Linked DNA regions of Homo sapiens: region 2 is linked to region 1. Evidence: chromatin contacts called from ENCODE Hi-C or POLR2A ChIA-PET data. All regions are on one chromosome and are shown on one strand. The core of a region is the stretch at or near the end of the contact, and the rest is flanking DNA. Distances in the headings are between cores, read along the strand shown.

Region 1 (7,281 bases), core at 1,766-4,265:
TGTACCTTTTACTCCCTTTCCCATGATGGTATCACCTTGCATAACTATAGTAGAATATCACAACCAGGAAATTAGCTTTGATACAGTCCACTGATCTTATATGGATTTCATGAGTTTTACATGGCACTAATATGCACGTGTGTGTATGTCTTTAGTTCTATGCCATTTTATCATGCATGTATATTCCTACAATCACCTCCATAGTCAAGATACAAAATAGTTCACCACAAGAGTCCTCACTAAGGGGTGCCTTAACATATTATTTCACTGAACATGAACTACATCACCAGAGAAATTATTGCTGACCTCTGAATACTTTATTTCCTACCTGGATGTGGATTTGAGTAATGAAGAGAATCAGGCTAACCAAAACCAGAATCTGAATCAAAGAAGATGAAAGTAAATTGGTCTAGGTGTATCAATGGCAAAGGAACCTATTTTAAAAAGTCAAGAATACTTTTAAGATGGTATTTTATAAAGATGCATATAATAATAAACTTAAACTTTCACATCTTCAAATAATCAGGTTTGACTTTATTTTTTCCTTGAACAGGTAATTTAACTTCTCTGAGATGGAGTTTTTCATCTGTAAAATATGGATAATCATACCTACTTATGGGGCAACTTTTGAAGATGAAATAAAGTAATATGTTTAAAAGGCACTTTAAAAATGGTAAAGTACTACTACTACTAAAAGGGTTATAATGATTTCCATGAAGAGGAAAACAAGTAATAAATAATTAAGCTGACATCAATAAATGATTTTTGAAGAGAACCTTCCAGGATATACTGTATGGTCAATATTAGCTTATCCAATCTACTATACATTCTACTCCTCAGGCCTACAAAATGGCCATGGATGCTGTTCATGATAATTCAGCAAAGCTGAAAAATTCCTAAACATCTTGTATCTCATCCAAGGAAGAGTCCCCTGAAAGTTTTTAAAACTTGGAGATTGGTCAATTTATGAATGAATATGCTGACACCCAGAGCTATAAAGTGACTTTTGAGCCTAGTATTGGTATTTTTCTCTATTTAAAATCTCTGACATAAGGTCCCAAATACATAGTAATTGTGAGTTTTAGCTTTAATATTTAATTGACCAAGATAGAAGAAAATTGGTGCCCCACAGAATTAGGAACGTGGTAAAGTGTGGAAGCACTGGAATCATGAACCAAAGTTATGAGTCTCAGAACTGGCCTAGCTCTTTCATAAAGCCAATTCACTTAGCACTAGTCTCATGAGGGGCAAATAGGGTTAGCTCTTCCAATTCCTTGGCTGCATACATTTCTATATTACTACTACTTTTAATGGCAAAAACCACAATTACTTTTGCGCCAACCTAATACTAAGTATTTAAACTCTCCTTAGTTGATCTTACACATCATCAACTCCCAGGAAAGTGGAACACTGAATCAAATACACTTCTTGTTCATAAAGGTATATTTGATTTCTACCATGTAATGGAGTTTCATCTTTTAAAACAACTATTATGAATCACTCTCTTCTCAAAAACCTTCCCTCGCCTCCAAACAGAAACCACTCTGAAAGAAGCAGATCTTAGTGAATTTTTGGAAGCTGTGGCCTTGTCTGATAGACTCTGTTTAAACACCACTTTTACATTAAATGCCAAATCCTCAGCTCTATGCACTGCCTCATTAGTTATTAATGAGGCAACATATTTGTTCAAAATTTATGGTTGTTGATTTGCTCCCATCACTGTATGAAATATTAACATAGCATTTGTACTTGCAACCATTTGCAGACATTAGATTGTGCATTTGCATATTCATGAACACTCATAAATGTTTAAGGAGACAGCATAGAAAGCATGGGCGCTGTCAGACAGACAGTAAAAAGGCATATTTACAGCGTTAATAAGTATTTGAGTTTATAGGCCAAAATGATGAGCAACAAATTAAGTGAAATTCTGGTTTGCCTATTGCAGAGACCTAGGGATTTTGCTATTTTTTAAAGCTTGTAAACTTGAAATTCATTTCATAGATGCTGAATAAACGCTTATTGTTTAGTCACAAAATATATGCACTCTGTGCAAAGAACTTCCTAAGAGTATCAGGCTCTTGGAGATTTCATCTCACTCTTTCTGAGATGCAGTTTTTGTCTGCCTTGGGGTTCCCTTCTATCAAAGTAATGTGGGAAGGCAAATGTGTCATATACTTAACCAGAATTATTTTCTGTTTTGGTTCCACAGAGGAACTTGGACAAATGATATGTTTGGTGTAACAACAACAGCCAATGTACTTGACTCAGTCTGTCAATTTATACAAACTAAGTCCTGGCAATGAAAAGGTTCAAGCATGGAGCACTAATGGACAATATGAGGGAGAGGCATAAACCATCCAACTAACAAACAAACGCTTGATTTACAAATAATCCATGCATACGAATGTCTGCCAACATCCCACCAAACCCATTCCACTATAAGAAATCTCACCCCTTGCCACATTCCTAAGAGTCATGGTGAAAAATCTAGACCCTTTTGGAAGTTTTATGGGTAAATGATGGAGAAAGTATTACATTAAATCTCTACCTCACACTATATACAAAAATTAATTCCAAATATTTTAAGAGAATTGATGATGAAAGGAAAAGCTATAAAACTTATATTATGTAAAACAAATATAGGAAAATAATCTTCCTGACCTCAGGGCAATGGGAAAAAAGGAATTAAGCCATCCTGTGGGCAGTATCACTACCTGTGCCATGCCATTGTTAAATGTCTCAAATATCATCTCTGGGTGAATGAATGTGTGAGATAGCTCACCATATCCTTGTACCAGCAGGAGAGGGAGGTCATAGATTGGAACATGGGTTGTAGTTGGCTTCTGTTGCCATGGCCTAATTGTTCTGCTGGTCACTTCTTGCCCCCTTGGCATTACTGCTGAAATCTGCAACTAGTAGATCCATGGTCTTTTCTTTCTTGGCACAGCAAGGATATTCTTTTCCTCTCTGGTGACACGCTGTGCTGCAACTTTTGCTCATTCTATTCATCTATGAGGTCTGAAAGTTCTTTTCATTTATTCTTTAGCCTAGGCAACCTCCTCAACAGGCCATGGCAACAAGGCCACTTCACCATCCCTGCAGTGATTCCTCAGTAATTCACCACCAGAAGCACCATCACCTTCCTTCTGTGTCCCTCCACAAAGCCAGTTGGGACTTCTAGATATTTTTGAAGGCATATTGAACTAGATGGTGTTCTAGGGTACTAATTTCAAGCTGTTGTTCTCCTAACCATGCCACCATAGCAGCAATTTTATTCTGATGCATAGATTTGTATAGAGAGGGTAAGAAATTATTCCATGAAGTGATCCCTTCTCAGAATTTTAAATAAGAAATGGAAAAACTTTCTGTACTCTCAGAGTTTTCATAATTTCCCCTGGGGTAGGAGGGCAGGTGCAGAAGGTGAGTCCAACATGTTTGTATCTGATCTCGTCTCTTTCTGACCCCCTTCCCTTCCATACAATCATCTTGTACCAAGAGGGATGTGCTTTTCCTTCCTCTTTTCTGTGCAGCAATATCCTCTCTTACATCCTATTCTCTTTCCAGAAATACATTGACTCTGCTCCTTTCACTAGGGCTATGGTGGCAGAAAGGATACAGGGAAAAACACACTGACTTTTTGAGAAGAGAATAAAATCTAACCTCCTATGCACACAGCCTTTGATGAGTCAGAAACAACACACATTACACACAGACATACACACACAGATTCACACACACACAGATACACACACACATGTTAACTTCTACTAATGGGAAGAAATTTATTTATTAATTCAACACACATTTGTTGTGACTCCATGTAAGCACAGTGACTCTCATGCAAACACAGTGGTGCACAAACAGGAAGCTATTTTTAAAAATAAAGCTGTATTCTACACTTCAAGGAAAGAAATAAGTAATAAACAAAATAAATAATACTGAATATATCAAGTTATTATAAAATGCTAAAAAGAAATAAGGCCAGGTAAGACCATAGAGAATGATAGATGAATGGAAAAATGCTTTATTGGATGTGGTGACTAGGGAAGGCCTTTATCATAAGATAACATTTAAGCAGGGAACGGAACAAAGATAAAGAAACAGCCACGTGGACGTGTGGTGGAAGATCGTTTGAAGGAGGAGAAGAGCAAGTCAAAGGCCCTGAGGCAAGAGCACACTGGGCATGTTCAAGGTTGGTCATGAAAGCCACTACAGTGGGAGTGCAGGGATGAGTGGGAAGGGAGTGGGAGGTAAGATCAGAGGGACGGTGAGAGGATGGATCATAAGCTTAGATCACAAATTTGGATCTGCATGATTTGGGAAGCCACTGAAGAATTTCTAGCAGAAAGATTATACGATTTCATTTACATTTTCAAGGAAGCCATCTGGCTACTATGTTGGGAACAAATTTAGGTGGCACAAGTGTGGAAGCTGAGAGACCAGCTAGGAGGTGACTACAATATTCCAGGTGGGACAGGCTCAGACTGAGGAATTAGCTGGGAAGGAGAGAGAAATAGTAACATTCCGGGGGAATGTGAGATTTGCATATGGGGTGTAAGAAAAAGAATCACAGTTACTCTATGGTCTGGGACCTGAGCAACCAGAATTATACTGATATGAAGCCAACAGTAGGAGGAGCAATTTGGGGGTGGGGATCAGAGCTCAGTTTTGGGCAGGTTCAGGAGGCAGATCTCAACTGAAGGGAGGCCAAACAAGCAGCTGCATTCTAGAGTTCAAGGAGTAGGTCCAGGCCAGATCAGCAACTAAGACAGTAACTAGCATACAGATGACATTTAAGGCCATATACTAGGTGGGATCTCCCAGGGTGGGATTTTAGACAGAAGAGAAAACAGGGTGGATCTTGATCTCTGGAGCACTCTGATGTTTGGAGGTCATGGGTCTGAGGAGAAACTAGCAAAAGAGACAGAGCAGTTACTGGGGCAGAAGGAAAAGAGAAGAATGTTGAAATAAAGAAGTGTCCAAGGAGGAGAGACTGTGTTGAGTACAGCCTGTCAGTGGGGTGGGAGGAGGAAGAAGAACTGGCTGTTGGCCCTGGAATGTGGGAGCATTGGTGCCTGGGGAGGTCAGTGTCCACTGGGCCTTACCATGGTGGCTCATAGGAGAAAGAAGAGGAGAAAAAAGTTTTGAGAGTAAGTGAATTTTGATAGAGATAACTTTGAGCTTTACTCTTTGGCTCAGTAAGATGGGTTCCTTGGGAGGACAGAACAAAATGGAGAAACCATCTTCTCTTCCTCCCTGAAAAGGGCCTGCCCTGAACAATCGTGTACAGGGAGTACAAGTCCCTCATTCCTCTGCAGCAGCAGGAAATGGGCTCTGTCCAGGCCACTGGACTCCACTGATGTGCTGAATAAGTGGAACTCGTCTTTTTGAAATGAATGCCTCGGGTACGTCCTGTTCCCAGCTCCTTCTCCAGCACCCGCAGCCCCTCGGCTGACATTTCAGAAACACAGCCCAAGCTGAAATGGGCAGCCTGCCCATGGAAGAGATGGGGCAGAGGGAGACTGTGGCCTGTTCACACAGTTTGGTGGAAAGTGAAGACTGAAGGGGCTTGTAAGTAGCACAACTAATAAAGCTCCTATTTATCTAAACCCACATTCCACAGAGCTTCACAGATCTTAGAGACATGAGCTCATTCCTTCTTCTCGCTCTGAGGTAGTGAGTCAGGTTCCTTGAGCTTTATTTTACTTATGAATAAAATAATGTGACGAACCGAGAATCCTAGCAACCTCAGGACCATGGATTTTTCAGCATTTTCAGAGCGCTCTCTGTAGCTGAGAAGCTCACCAGGGCAAAGGAACCCCATTAGTGTATGTTTGAATAAGGGAGACAAGACAAGAATGTTTAACCAAGCAATCTAAGTCCAAATATGGAAATGGGAGACCGGACTGAGCTTTGCATAATGGGTCAGTCCCGGGTTCTGTGAGGATTTAGCCCCTTGGCCTCTCATTCTGACTCCACGTGGGGCAATTTAATTTCTCTCTGCTTCAGCTTCTTTCCCTGGACAACGGAGATCAAAATAGAACCACCTGAGGATACAGTGACATAGTACACATGGGAGACTTAGAGTAGAGCTTGGCACAGGGATGGGCATGGTGGCTCATGCCTATAATCCCAGCACTTTGGGAGGCTGAGGTGGGTGGATTGCCTGAGACTAGCCTGGCCAACATGGTGAAATCCTTTATCTACTAAAAATACAAAAATTAGCCAGGTGTGGTGGTGCACACCTGTAGTCCCAGCTACTTGGGAGGCTGAGGCAGGAGAATCACTTGAACCCAGGAGGTGGAGGTTGCAGTGAGCAGAGATCATGCCACTGCACTCCAGCCTGGGTGACAGAGTGAGACCCTCATTAAAGATATTTGTTAAAATATTTTTATTATTATCATTATAACTATTGTTATTATTATTTAAAGAGGATAAGAGAATATCAATAAAAGAATGAAAACCTTCCTGGCTCATTCAAGCTAGGGAAGAAAAGAATTTTATCTAGAAATTTGGTAACACCAAACAGAAAACTGTTGCTTTAGTTATGGTAACTCCAGCTATTTTAAGAAGTAAAGCCCAAAATTTCAGTGGCTTAACACACTAGAAGATGATTTTTTGATCACATAGTAGCACTGGGCAGGCGAGCTGATTGACAGCCCTCTTCCACACAGTGGTTCAGGGACCCAGCCTGGTGCCATTTTCAATATGAAGCTTTCAAGGCAACTCTGGATGTCATTTCTGTTCCAGAAGGGGGAAAATGCATGGAGGAGGATAAGTCGAGGCATGTGTGAGGAAGAAAGCTAATATACATCAAGCCTAGAAATGAAACATTATTTTCTCTTTCATTCCATTGAGTAGACTTCTCTCAATGTGTATCTCTCAGAATTCTGAGAATTCTCTCAGAATGCGTATCTCAACAAAGGGGGATAGATATCAAATAAGCTGTTGGATATAAGAGTCTAGAATCCAGAGAATAGGTACAGACTAGAGCTGCAAATGAGAGAACAAAACCCTGCCAACGGAAGGTGGAATGCTAGAAAATATAAACCCTGGGTCAGAAGCCACTTCCCAGCCACATGTCTATGCTGTGGAAGCAGAAGTGCAAGTGTTAAGATCCCACACATTCTGGGTGTACCTAAGCATGTAGATCAGAGGAAGATAGCTTTCTTGGTAAGAAAATTCTATATTGTCACCACTTCTCAGCCTTTTGGCTAAGATCAAGTGGAGAAAATTCCTTTTCGGGGTTCCAGGATACAAAAATTAGGGCTTCAACCT
Region 2 (7,281 bases), core at 3,146-5,645, 54 kb after region 1:
GTAGCAGGTGCTATCCAATATGGTAGCCACTAGACGCAGATAGCTATCACTTAGCACGTGGTTAATGCAACTGTGAAATTAACTCAGTATCAGTTAAGTTTTATTAATTTGTATTTAAAATTAAATAGCCACCCATGTCTGGTGTCTAGCATATTGGACAGCACACTTCAAGAAGAAGCTCTGTATACTGATGAGCTCTGTATACTGTGAGGGCCTGTCTCTGGAAAGGTGGCTGAACACAGGATCACTGCAGGGATCCCCCAGTGAGGCTGCCACAGTTCAAAGAAAAGGTGTGAGTTTACACTTTGTTGATTCCAGAGGAAATAACCCAGAATAGCAAAATTTATTTGGGGGCTGGAATAAAAGGTCTGATCTGTCTACCTGTATAGATCAATCCCCTAAGTCATAGGAGATGAACTGCGCTTAGATCAAAACCATCTTCTTTCTGGAGCTTGTATTATTCTCCCAGGTAGAGCTGGATTCTCTCTTCTCTGTGTAGCAGTGCAGACCTCTACAGCTACATTTATTGCATAGCACCAGAGTAAACAATTTCTTTGGCTGCCTTCCTTTAAGTTCCTTGAGGGCAGGGTCTGTTTTTATATCCCCAGAGACATAAACAATATAAGTGATTTATCAATGTATATGACAGAAAAAGCAGAGGAAAATGTAAAGAAGGAGATATAGATGAAAAGAGGAAGGTAGAATGAAAGGAAGGGAGGGACAGATATCTCTGTAGGATTGCATAAAAATACTCTGGTATTAAAGATAGAACCTCCAGATTCTTACCTGTGTTCATTCCTCTATGTCATGTTAGAATCTTCTATTAAAGATCCTAAAAGGACTCTTAGGACATGACCACAGTGTCACTGTTTTGAGTTATGGAACATCATTTGACCACAAGATTTTCCTTTTCTTCAGTAGCTCAGAAATTTATCTCTAACAGCACACATAGTTGGAACATCAGGAAGTTGTGTCTTAAAACATAGGTGTAGCTAAAGAACAAAGAGATAAAGCCGATTTCTCTGAAGTGATCACCCAGTACTGAAGTGACCCATCATTAAGATCAAAAAGCTGGATACTCAAGTGAAAATTAAATGGTCTAAAGTCTGGAGGACTCTGTGAAGCTGATGAACACGTCTAATAGTGGTAAAAGACTGAGATGAGAAGACAAAGAGACAGGCAGAGGTTTCAGAGATTGAACAGGGCTGAGTGTGGCCAGAAAAGTGTGCCACTGAAACAAAAACAGGGCAAACATATTCTGGAGTTGTCAGAGGAAAAATGAGTATAGAAGGCGATTAGAGGAATTATCTGAAATACACTGAGGATGCCTATTATGACGGTTAGTAGAAATTAAAAGCACAAGTCAGAAAGCAAATCCTGTGGTGTGGGGGATAGAGTGGTGATGACTTACCAGATAACAATAAGGCATAGTGTAGAAGATAATCCGGAAGGACGCAGTACTTCTCCAAACAGATGGAGATTTTCTGCAAGGGTAGAAGAATAATGAGAGTGGCAATGAAGGTCAAAGAACATGCTGCGGTCCTCTCTTTTCCTCTCCTAAGTCACTTGGGCTCCAGGGAGTGAACAACCTCTGCTCTTTCCAGCCCCAGGAGAATCTGTGGCCCCAGGGAAAGCCAAACTTCAGTTAATGCAAGGAGTGTAGTGAGTATTCTTAGAAGACATCCAGGCAGAAGAGGAGGAAATGGAAGAAAGCCCAGTCGAGGTTGGAAATAAGAATGGTGAAGATGGGTTCAAGGAACAAAGGGCAAAGAGTTTTGTAAAGTGGAGCTCCTGTCATGGAGCAGGAGGAAATGCATCTGGACAGATAGTCTGATGACGGTGCCTGGGCAGCCTTGAACTCTGAGTTGAATTCTACAGCCAGCAATGAGCACTCTTCCGGCAGCCTCCAAGTAGGTGATTAATGTGGCAAAAGCTGATGTTTCAAAAAAAAAAAAAAAAAAAAAAGGTTTGGAGTGCTGGGCAGGATGAATGAAATAAGAAAGAAATTTGAATCGAGGATTTGTCCCTCCTGGGGCCTGTGAAAACCCCATTTGACCTCGTACACCAGATTTACAAAAGAAGAGCCTATGGAGCTGTTATCTTTAACATCTTCAATACACTAGATGTGGCTTGAGAAGGCATTGGTTAGGCTCCTCTGAATGGAATCAATTGTTTCTGACCATCTGAGTGGTTGAGGGCAGAGCAGTAGATCATCCAGTGAAGTGATCCGTCAACCCAGACAGCTTAACATCTGAATTACGATGCATGGCCTGATGGGTCACTGCAGTCATTGTCCAGCACGCAACCTTCTAACAGCCAAGTTAACACAGCACATAGCCATGGCATCTGCCTTAAAAGCCTGGAGTGGAGAAAAGGAGTCCTGGCACAGGTCAGTGTCGAGGTGAAACCTTTTATCTTCATCCTGTCACATTATTTGTCATTTCCATATGGGCCACTGACAGCTGTCAGTCAAGTAAAGCTTACCCTGCCGCTGGCAATCTCAAGGCATACAAAAAAGAGACTAACGAAAGCCTGTCTTAATTAGGTGATAATTAAACATTCCAGCCAGAAACCTCCAATCAGTCTGACAGAACACACCCGTTCAAAACATGGTTTTGCAGCGATATTCCAACAGACTGATAAGGTTTTGCCTCTCTGGGAATTAAAAAAAAAAAAAAAAGTTCAAGGTTCATCAAGTATTTTGCAGATTTGACGTGAGGATTAAGCAGGAATAAATATACCTAAAGGGAATCAAGAAACGGGGAGCGTCCCTAGGGAACTGCATTCCTCTCCTCCTGCGAAGACAGTCAGGTTACAACCAGCACCCAGAGGCGCAGTCTCAAAGGTGGAAAAGAAGCGAGAAAGGGCCTGCGTTCTGACAGTGCTGCGCATGCTCACGCCGTGCGCATGCTCAGAACGAATTACAATAGACGCGTTTCTCCCACGTTGCCTCGCTAATGGCGTGGATGGGTACAAGGAGCACTGCGTGTGTACCTGTGAGCCTCAGCTCCTTCTAATTTAGTGACAGAGCTACCATTCTCATCTCCACATAGTATCTCCTGAGTAACTGTCCAGTTCTCAGGCGGCTTAACTCCCACTAAGCCCCGAAGAGATAGATTTTCTATTTTTTAAAACGCAAGCCCCTATAAAGGGATAGACGGTGCTTCTTTTAAAGAGCTTTTAAATATTATTAAACTCAAATTTTCCTCTCTAGCAGGTTCATGGCATGTAGAGTTAAATATAGAAAGAGCGTTTGCACAAAGCCTGTATTTGATTAGTTCCCTTCTTAACTGATATAATTAAATATTGAATTGACCCAGAGTGCTGAATATTACTTTCTGGTGGGACCTGTGCCACCAAATACCTAAAAGCCTTTAGTTGTTTCTTTGCTGCAATGGATCAAATTAAGCTGCAGTTCCCCAGGCCTCATTTGACCTAAAACTGTTTTAATGCTGAAATGCTTTTCCAGGTATCTTGCCAGTTGCCGTTGATCTAAGACTTAATAAGACATCACTTGGGGTTCCAGCAGCAGCCTGTATGGGGCTGAACAGTCTAACAGTGGGGCACTTCTGGAAAAAATTCCTAAGTTCTATTTCTATTTTATAGCTATCACCAATACACAAACACACATGCCCCACCACCCCCAAGAGGGAGGCATTACTTGTAGTACTGGTGTTATTCCTTAGAAATCTTACTACAAGGAACTTAGACATTTTATCTTTACAGCTAAACTCTAACATTAAGAGGCAAATTAAAAAGAGGAAAACTAAAGCCTCTGATGAGCTGGGAGTCAAGGACATCAAGATAGGAGATCCATTAGACTAGAAGTTTCCCATACCATTCAACTCAGGCAGTTTCTGTAGAACCACTCACAAAGATTTAACAATTTTCACCAACCTTATGAAGAGTTGCATAACTCCACTTCTTCCTCTTCATGTTCAGTTTTTCAGGGTCTCCTCCTTTGTTTCTTCTGAGATAAGAACCCAATATCCAATTCTTTAATTTGCCATTCTCAAACAAAAGCAACCACATTTTCAGTCAACTTCAAAAGTATTTTGATGTCACTGTTACGACTCAGTGTGTTTTCCTCTCTTCATGTGATTGAAATCCCTTTGTAAACTCTGAGAAAACTTGTTCTGAATTTTTTAAGAGGTTCAGCATGTTCAACCAGAAAACTTGTTCGTGCAGAACAGGAGTACATACCTCGAAGCTTCTGTTTCTAAGAGTTTATTGCTGGCTGAAGTAAAGGTTCTGATGGCCAGGATCAAATCATTCACCAAGGACACTGAGTGGTTTCTATTGCTGAATCTTGCACTTTGCTTCCCAAATAAAGTGTTTCCACCCGAAAGACCATTTTTAAGGGGCTGCTTCACTGTCTCTTCCTCCCACGCTAATTAATTTTTGGTTTCTAAGTCCTTAGTGTTTCTGCATTTGAATACTTCACTAAAAAACAATTAATCTGCTTGTGTGAAGAAGTGCGGGTCTAAGTACACTCAGATTAATTATTTGCCAAAGACTCTTTCAAATTATCTCTATCCCTGGTCCCAGGTAGTTACTTATCTATAGGGGAGGTGGCATACCTAATTGTAATCCTGATAAATAAATATATGGTTTTGAAGTTTGCTGTTTGTACTGGTCATTTGCCTGTTGGCTGTCAGATCCATTCACACTTCCTTCCCTCGTTCTGCTCTGTAGAGAGCTAATCTCTACAAGTTATAATTCCCAGATGCTCTTGCTCACTGGCTTCCATTAAGGTTAAATCAATGGGCAGCACTGGTGGAAACTGGAGGGTGGGAGGGGAGAGCGGCCCACCTCCTCATCCCTCACGTAGTACCTCCAACAGCTCCATCGTAGTTGCAGCCCATGTCGTGGTCCCAGCTCCCACCAGACTTTCTTCGTAGTTCTAGCTCCCACCTGTTAGTCAATCTGGACTCCCATCTTTTCCCTTTATGACCCTAAGAGTAGCAGCACCTCACCTATTTTCAGCCCCTCCAGCAACTCTATAGTGAATTACTTTTATTAAATTCCTTCAATTGAAATATCTGGCTTGTGCTCTCTTTGGAACATTAGTAATAGAGTTTTATTAATTCCACAATTTAAAAATGTTTTAATAGTTACAATTTAGAAAGCAGGTATAGAGTAAAAAATAGAAATCAATACCACTAAACACATACAGAGAAACATTTCCCTGTGCAGCAGGAAGGAGTAAATTATGCCATGAGGAAACACAAGCAATGTGGATGAGCTGGCCATCTTTGTTTGTAAACGAGGAACACAGGCTGAGAATGCCCAGCCACACATGCCATCAGCAGTGGCACCAGTGAGAGAGCCCAGATCTTCTCCAGCTCTAGCTGATGGGTACTTTGATTATAAAAAGTATGTCCACATTGAGAGCACAATGGAGAATTCAGATAAGTTTCCTGATAACCTAGTCATTAGAGCCTTTGTTCCGGTCATTTCATTGATGACCAAATGTTAGTAACCAACTATAATTTTATAGGCTAGAGTTTTCTAAATTCAGCCACAAAGTGCAACCACATTGATATATAATCTCTGGATTATGCATCCAGGGAGCCTATTTTCCTGGGAGTTACTAGATATTTCTTTCTTCCTCTCTGCTAAAATTAATACCATATCTGAAACAGAGAAGGGGATTAAAAATCACTTGCCTTAATTTTTAAATTTTTAATTATGACTTTAAAAACACATAAAATTTATTATCTTAACCATTTTAAGTGTACTTAACTGTACACTTAAATAGTGTTCAGTATGTGTTATCAGATATATAATTCAGTATATCTTATCAGATATATACTTCAGTAGTGTTAAGTATGTTCACATTTTTGTGCAAGCAAGTTCCAGAACTCTTTATCTTGAAAAGCTGAAACTCTGTACCATCAAACAATTCACCATTCCCTGCCTCCCCCTAGCCTCTAGTAACCACCATTCTAATTTCTCTTTATGAATTTTTCTATTTTAGGTACTTCATATAGGTAGAGTCATACCATATTTTTTTGTGTGTGACTGGTTTATTTCACTTAGCATAATGTCCTCAAGGTTAATCTATGTTGTAACATTTGTCAGAATATCCTTCCTTTCTCGAAGCTAAATGGTATTCCATTGTATGTATATACGACTTTTTGATTATCCATTGATATTGTTTGGATGTGTGTCCCTTTCAAATCTCATGTTAAAATGTAATCGCCAATGTTGAAGATGGGGCCCAGCGTAAGGTGTTTGGGTTATGAGGGTGAATCCCTCATGAATGTCTTGGTGTGTTCTCGTGACAATGAGTGAGTTCTCACTCTGAGTTCACATGAGATCTGATTGTTTAAAAGAGTGTGGCACCTCCCTTTATTGCTCCTGCTCTTGCCATGTGACATGCTTACTCCCCAACTGGCCTTCTGCCATGATTGTATGCTTCCTGAGGCCCTCACCAGAAGCCAAGCAGATGTTGGTGCCATACTCGTACAGCCTGCAGAACCACGAGCCAATTAAACCTCTTTTCTTTATAGAGTACCCAGTCTCAGGTATTTCTTTACAGCAACACAAGAACAGGTTAACACATCCTCTATGCATCAATGGATATAAATGGGTTCCTTATACCTCTTGGCTATTGTTAATAGTGTTGCAACAAACACAGGCATTCAAATATCTCTTTGAAACCCTGATTTTAATTCTTTAGGTATGCATCCAGAAGTTGAGTTGTTAGAACATATGGTAATTCTATTTTTGATTTTTTGAGGAATTTCTATGCTGTTTTCCATAGTGGCTGCAAAATTTTACATTCCCATCAATAGTGCACAAGGGATCCAGTTTCTTCATATCCTCACCAACACTGTTTTTCTCTGTTTTGTTTTTGCTTTTTGATGGTATCCATCCTAAGGGGTATGAGGTGCTATCTCATTACAGTTTTACATTTTTGTTTCTCTAATAATTAGTGATGGTGAACATCTTCTGGTATGGTTCTTGGCCAGTTGTATATTTTCTTTGGAGAAATATGTCTGTTCAAGTCCTTTGCCTACGGTTTAATTTGCTGTTTGTTTTTTTTTTTTTGCTGTTGTTCAGTTGTAGGAGTACTTTATATATTATGGATATTAACCCCTTATCAGATATATGATTTGTAAATATTTTCTCCCATTCCATGAGTTGCCTCTGTTGATAGTGGAGCCGTTTTTATGTGAGGTGTGTTGTTGTTGTTGTTGTTGTTGTTGTTGTTTTTAAACCCTAGTAGCTGGGATTACAAGTGTGTGCCACCGCGCCCGGCTAATTTGTGTATGT

What was found. Hi-C counts contacts between places; a loop is a spot of excess contacts on that map. ChIA-PET counts read pairs that join two places held with the same protein, here RNA polymerase II (POLR2A).
Region 2: a loop to region 1 is called in a map of A673, with 2.2 times the contacts of the local background. The contact joins the promoter of LINC03069 here to the promoter of LINC01539 in region 1. A Hi-C loop is called at or near these places in 5 of 168 maps with a recorded cell type or tissue (A673, IMR-90, endothelial cell of umbilical vein and 2 more). POLR2A ChIA-PET finds 5 or more read pairs at or near these places in 1 of 52 experiments (AG04450).

Annotation. Positions count from the first base shown.
Region 1 is chr18:56,134,521-56,141,801 of GRCh38, forward strand. LINC01539 (long intergenic non-protein coding RNA 1539) reads right to left here and starts at 3,016. Exons shown (of 9, transcript NR_040026.1): 1 at 2,786-3,016. All of the region lies in intron 3 of LINC03069 (long intergenic non-protein coding RNA 3069), which reads right to left. LOC105372132 (a long non-coding RNA gene) reads left to right here and starts at 3,058. Exons shown (of 3, transcript XR_935498.4): 1 at 3,058-3,423; 2 at 4,082-4,195.
Region 2 is chr18:56,186,867-56,194,147 of GRCh38, forward strand. It overlaps LINC03069 (long intergenic non-protein coding RNA 3069), which reads right to left and starts at 4,396. Exons shown (of 9, transcript NR_148972.1): 1 at 3,898-4,396; 2 at 1,412-1,484.